Regions from separate parts of the Homo sapiens genome. Here region 2 is linked to region 1. Evidence: read pairs that join two places in POLR2A ChIA-PET (ENCODE). Cell type or tissue: PC-9. All regions are shown on one strand. Links, peaks and the distances in the headings refer to the core of each region. The heading gives the core; the rest is flanking DNA. Region 1 has its middle 61 kb from the start of NEDD4. Region 2 has its middle 4.9 kb from the start of NEDD4.

Evidence for each region. Peaks named below come from ENCODE experiments on the same cell type or tissue, not always from the same donor. Only the 100,000 strongest peaks of a DNase experiment are listed, where the experiment ranks them.
Region 2: POLR2A ChIA-PET joins it to region 1 with 10 read pairs; 6 of 35 experiments call an interaction of 5 or more read pairs at or near these places.

What each region holds. Positions count from the first base shown.
Region 1 is chr15:56,053,556-56,056,479 of GRCh38, forward strand. No RefSeq gene overlaps it. Among named protein-coding and RNA genes, the nearest start is that of NEDD4, 61 kb to the left of the region's middle. In PC-9, for the core only: no CTCF peak of the experiment used is centred there; no DNase peak of the experiment used is centred there.
Region 2 is chr15:55,997,037-55,999,960 of GRCh38, forward strand. No RefSeq gene overlaps it. Among named protein-coding and RNA genes, the nearest start is that of NEDD4, 4.9 kb to the left of the region's middle. In PC-9, for the core only: no CTCF peak of the experiment used is centred there; DNase peaks (open chromatin) are centred at 1,605 and 2,825; H3K27ac peaks cover 1,579 bases.

The DNA.
Region 1 (2,924 bases), core at 176-2,675:
TGAACTGCACATGTGAGGGATCTAGGTTGCATGCTCCTTATGAGAACCTAATTAATGACTGATGATCTGAGGTGGAACAGTTTCATTTTGAAACTCCATCACCACCCGCAAATGGTGGAAAAATTATCTTCTAAAAAACCAGTCTCTAGTGCCAAAAAGATTGGGGACTGCAGCTCTAGATGATAAAAGGTGAGAAACACAATCATCACAAGGTTCCTTTAAATAGGTAAGTTTACTTTTTATATCAAGTGTAGACATGGATTTGTCACTACTGATTTCCTTTTTTTTTTTTTTTTTTTTTTTGAGACGGAGTCTCACTCTGTCACCCAGGCTGGAGTGCAGTGGCGCAATCTCGGCTCACTGCAACCTCTGCCTCCCAGGTTTAAGTGATTCTCCTGCCTCAGCCTCCCAAGTAGCTGGGATTACAGGTGTGCACCACCACACATGGCTAATTTTGTATTTTTAGTAGAGACAGGGTTTCACCATGTTGGTCAGGCTGGTCTCAAACTCCTGACCTCAAGTGATCCACCCTCCTCGGCCTCCCAAAGTGCTGGGATTACAGATGTGAGCCACTGCGCCTGGCCTACCACCACTTATTTCTGACTCATGACTAAAGGTAGATATTCTCAGACTCTTCTAGTTCAGCAAACTTATATTTGTGGAATTCATGAACTAAAGGATTCTCTACAATATCTGGTTCTTAGTAGAATTCGAGCTATTAATCACTCAAGGTTAATTCCAGAGAAGTTAAGTCTAATTGTAAAAAATGTACATTTTTACAGCAGTGTTTACAGTAGGATTGGCAGTAGCTGGGGGCCTGCCCAGGAATCTAGGGGTCTTACCTGACTGATCTTCATGCATTTGCAGCTTTCGTATTCCAATTCCTCCTTACTCTCCATTTCCCAGGTTTAACAGGATTTCAGGGGAAAACAGTTCTTACCAGCAATGGTGTCTACCCTGGTTAGTTGGAGACCTAGCTTTAGCAATGGTATTTTTTTTTTTTTTTTTTTTTTTTGAGACGGAATCTCCCTCTGTCCCCCAGGTTGGAGTGCAGTGGCGCGATCTCGGCTCACTGCAAGCTCTGCCTCATGGGTTCACGCCATTCTCCTGCCTCAGCCTCCCGAGTAGCTGGGACTACAGGTGCTCGCCACCACGCCCGGCTAATTTTTTTGTATTTTTAGTAGAGACGGGGTTTCACCGTGTTAGCCAGGATGGTCTCGATCCCCTGACCTTGTGATCCATCCGCCTCAGCCTCCCAAAGTGCTGGGATTACAGGCGTGAGCCACCGTGCCCAGCCAAACATTGGTATTTTTTTTAAAACTGGCTTCCTAAAAAAAGAAAAAGAAAAATTAAGGTAGTTTTGACATTCAGGCTGAAATAAAATGATGATACAGTGCTGTCATGAGCTGAATTTTTAAATGTCATGTATTATGTAGACCAGCTATCCCCAACCTTTTTGGCATCAGGGACCAGTTTTGTGGAAGACAATTTTTCCATGAACAGGGATGGGGGTAAGGGGTGCGAGGGGTGGAGGTTGGAGGAGGGGTGGTAGTGGTGAATGATTTGGGATAAAACTGTTCTACCTCAGATCATCAGGCATTACTTAGATTTTCATGAGGAGCGCGCAACCTAGATCCCTCGCATGTGCAGTTCACAGTAGGGTTCACGGTCCTATGAAAATCTGATGCCTCGGCTGATCCTCACAGGAGGCGGAGCTCGGGCAGGTAATACTCGGTTGCCCGCTGTTCACCTCCTGCTGTGTGGCCAGGTCCCTAACAGGCCACTGACTAGTACTGGTCCACAACCCAGGAGTTGGGGACCCCTGATGCAGACAATCATTCTAGTTTTGTTCTGTGTAGCTCTTATATTCTTAAGCAAAAAATGTCTGGCATTAACTACAATTATTGTGGTACAGTTTGCCCATGGGTGATAGATTGAAAAACATGGCCACCATATTTTGCAGTTCTTCTCATCAACAGGTAGAGAAACTACTCAGTTTTCTACTAGTTCTCCATCTCTTGAACCTGGGTTGACCATTTGACTTGCTTTGACCAATAGAATGTGGTAGAAGTGACAATGTACAAGTTCTAGACACTCAGCTTCATGGTGCTTAAGGGCCCCTAAGGTCACTATGTAAGGAAACTGGTCTAGTCTACTGAAGACAAGACAGCATGGGGGAGAGAACCAAGATGCTACAGCTGATAGCTGGTGCCAACTCCCAGCCCTGTGAGTGAAGCTGTTTGGATCTTCCAGCCCAGCTTAATGCAGCCAACTAAGTGAGCCCAGGCAAGCCCAGCAGAAGAACTGTCCAGCTAACCGTCGAGCATGGGAAGTAAGATATTAGTCAAAGCTAAGCCATGGGGCCAGCCCAAATTCAAGGGAAAGGGAGATGGCCTGTATCCTTTGATATGTGGAACTCAACAGAATTTGCAGTAATTTCCATCCGTCATAGTATCTATGTTTATTTATCTATTGCTTTGTAACTAGCTATCCCAAAGTTTAGTGATTTAAAACAACCACCACCTATCTATCCACAATTCTGCAATTTGTGTTTGCTGGACTTAGGACAGTTCACTGCCTGCAGCTGGGAATTCAAGATAGTTTTACACATATGTCTGGTGTCTCACTGTGATGCCTGGGACATCTGGGGCTTGGCATCTTTCTCTCTGCACGTGCTCTATCCATCTGGGTAGCTGAACCTGTTTCCATGGTGGCTTGGGGTCTCCAAGAGGGCAAACGTGGAAGCTGCCTGGTCTTTTAAGGCCTAGACCCAGAATCTGCACAGTGTCACTTCTGCTGCATTCTGTTTGTCAAAACAAGTCACAAAGCCAGCCCAGATTCAAGAGGAGAGGAAATCAATTTCATGTGACAATGAGGGAGATAGAAAAGATTTTATGCTCATCTTTAATCTACCATAGTTTATT
Region 2 (2,924 bases), core at 330-2,829, 56 kb before region 1:
TCTATGTTCCAGGTTACAAGGCAGAGGAAGGAGTAAAGAAGAGAGTTCAGGTATCATGGTCATCTTTTAAAATGCCCTCCTCACCCCACAAGGGGTGGGAGGTAGTGAGAAAGACGGCCAGGTGCAAGGCAGTGGGACCCAGGTGTGTTCAAGGAAGGGTTTGCTTGGTGGACTGGTGATGGCAGAAATGGGAAATTAGTTACTTGTAGAGACAAGTGATCCAATAAGTGAATATATGAATGATAATGAGAACCACATTAGTCACTGTTGAAGAAGTTACAAGAATGGAAAGAGAAAACTTGAATGAGTCTTGTGTTGTTATAATGAAATTGGTGGTGTTGATATGAACTCAAAAGTTTTTAACATATATATATAGTATATAAATAAATGTAGATGTAAACCTCTGCTGCATACACACACACACACACACACACACACACACACACACAAATATTTTCTACATTTGTATTCTAAGAGGGCCTGGGAACAATGACACCCCAAAAGCAATGAGCATATCTTGCATCCATATTTTAACTTTTTACTAAAAGAAACCAGGGCTCCTTGGAAAAATGGCTGATTCCAGGACTAGGACAAGGCAAATAAAAGTTGAGCCTGAAACATCTTGTTATCCCAGAAAATAATGAAAGTAATGATGGAGACAGAATAAAAGGACACAGGAACCAACCTGAAAAAAGCTCCCACTGGCCAAAGATGGCCTAACTTGAGCACTAAAATAAATTATGATAGCAACAGATTATAATCCAATGAATAATTCTGGTACCATGTGTTCATTACAGATATAAATTATAATAAATGAGTACATTCAAAGTTCAATGAAAAATGAGATTTTTACAGGGTTCAACATATATTTCCAGAAAGTACTTAGTTACATAGATTAAAAGGCTGAAATATACCACCTTAATCAAATGATCAAAGTGAACATTTGATAAACCAAAATCTTGCAACCCATTGCTTTTCCTCCATAACTTGGATCTAATCATGAGAAAACAAATCCAATTTAAGGAACGTACTACAAAATATCTGCCCTGTAATCTTCAAAAGTGTCAAGGACATAGAAGTCAAGAAAGTTGGAGGAACTGTTCCAGACTGACAGATTAAAGACCCTGTATTATGGTTCCCTAGAGAAACAGAACCAATAGGATGCAGATATATAAAGAGATTTGTTATGGCTGGGCACGGTGGCTTACGCCTATAATCCCAGGTTTGGAGTGCAGTGGTGCTATCTTGGCTCACTGTAACCTCTGCCTCCTGGGTTCAGGTGATTCTCTTGCCTCAGTCTCCTGAGTAGCTGGGATTACTGGTATGTGCCACCATGCCTGGCTAATTTTTCTATTTTTAGTAGAGATAGCGTTTCACCATGTTGGCTAGGCTGGTTTTGAACACCTGGCCTCAAGTGATCTGCCTGCCTTGGCCTCCTAAAGTGCTGGGATTACAGGCATGTGCCATCATACCCAGTGTCAACATATTTTTTTCTACCAGGAGTTTCAAAGCTCTATTTTAAAACTTATAAGCTGAGCATTGACTTATCTTTCTCTTTTCATTTCTGTAGTAACAGTTCTAGCCTGAGGGCAGTAATCAGAAAACCTCACTGCTGTCTGACTGGAGCCAGAGGAAGGGCGGCAGGATATTCCAGGAATATAAGTAGTTATCAACAATAAAATTTCACAATACCTTGCTATAGCTTCCACACCCTTATCTCTTACCTAAGCTTCAGACCTGTATTTCCCACTAACTGTCTCTTTCTTGGTATCATGAAAAAAGTCTCAAACTAAATAGATCCCAAAATGAACTCATTATAATCCTGTATTCTGTGTCTCTGGAAATAGCATTATTGTCTATCTAGTTGCAAAGGCTAGAGACTTCTGAGTATTCTAAAATTCATACCCCCTGCCCATTCCTACAACTTCTTCCTATCACCAGTTTGTTATACAATTGAAATTCTTTCCTCTTCTACCTAAGATTTTTTTTCTCTTCTTATTGGTATCCATGGCTAATGTCGGTACACCCATCATTGTCTGGTAATTGGCTCAGACTGGTAGCTTTTTGTCTTTTTTTGTTTCACCCTATATCTTCTGAGACAAATGTTTGCATGCAGTAATTTTTTTTGAGACACACTCCCAAGCAGTAGTGTGCTGGACTCAACTCATACTGGCATCCAAGGTACAATTGTGTACACCTCTATCCAACTGCAGATTTGGTGATGTCATGTTGGTAGCTTGAAATTATGGTGTATTTATATCACAGAAATAGGCAAACACTACAAACCAAGATCATTTTATTTTCCTGGAGAGGCAGTTATTAAACATTTATCGGAACGCGACTGAGCCTAGGAAACATGAGTGAGGGACTGAAAAGAGTAAAACAAGGAATGGCATAAGACCCATGCAGTGATTTTGTAAATTTTTTAGTTTCCTTTACATGATTAACCTGATTTGGGCTCGATATCACTAAGGACCCTTCAGGAGTCATATAGAATGTACCTCAGAATTGTTCTACCAAGAAGGGAGTATTTATTCGTTAGTTTCCATTCCCTATTGGACAGGGGTTATTTCATAGGATGTTAATATTTGCAGATTTCCTTGTGTATAGAATGGCTGAATTGGCTCCTACAGGTATGTCCAACAGCAGTGGCAGTGAGGCACAGGGGCAGAAAGTGAAATATACATTAAACAACTAAAATGAGTTGCTGTCTGGTTACATCTCTACATCTTTGGTTGCTGCAGCAAGGACTGGAGTAAAGGTTAGTTGAGAGGGTATGAGTCAGAGTGCAAGAGGAATCTAATACATGTGCAGATCTGCCCCACACTTAGTCCATTCTGCCGTAGGGTCTTTGAGGTGTGTCCAGTATTTACCTCTCCAAAAGACTTGATAGACAAGGGTTTCTAGGATAAGCTGCAGCATCT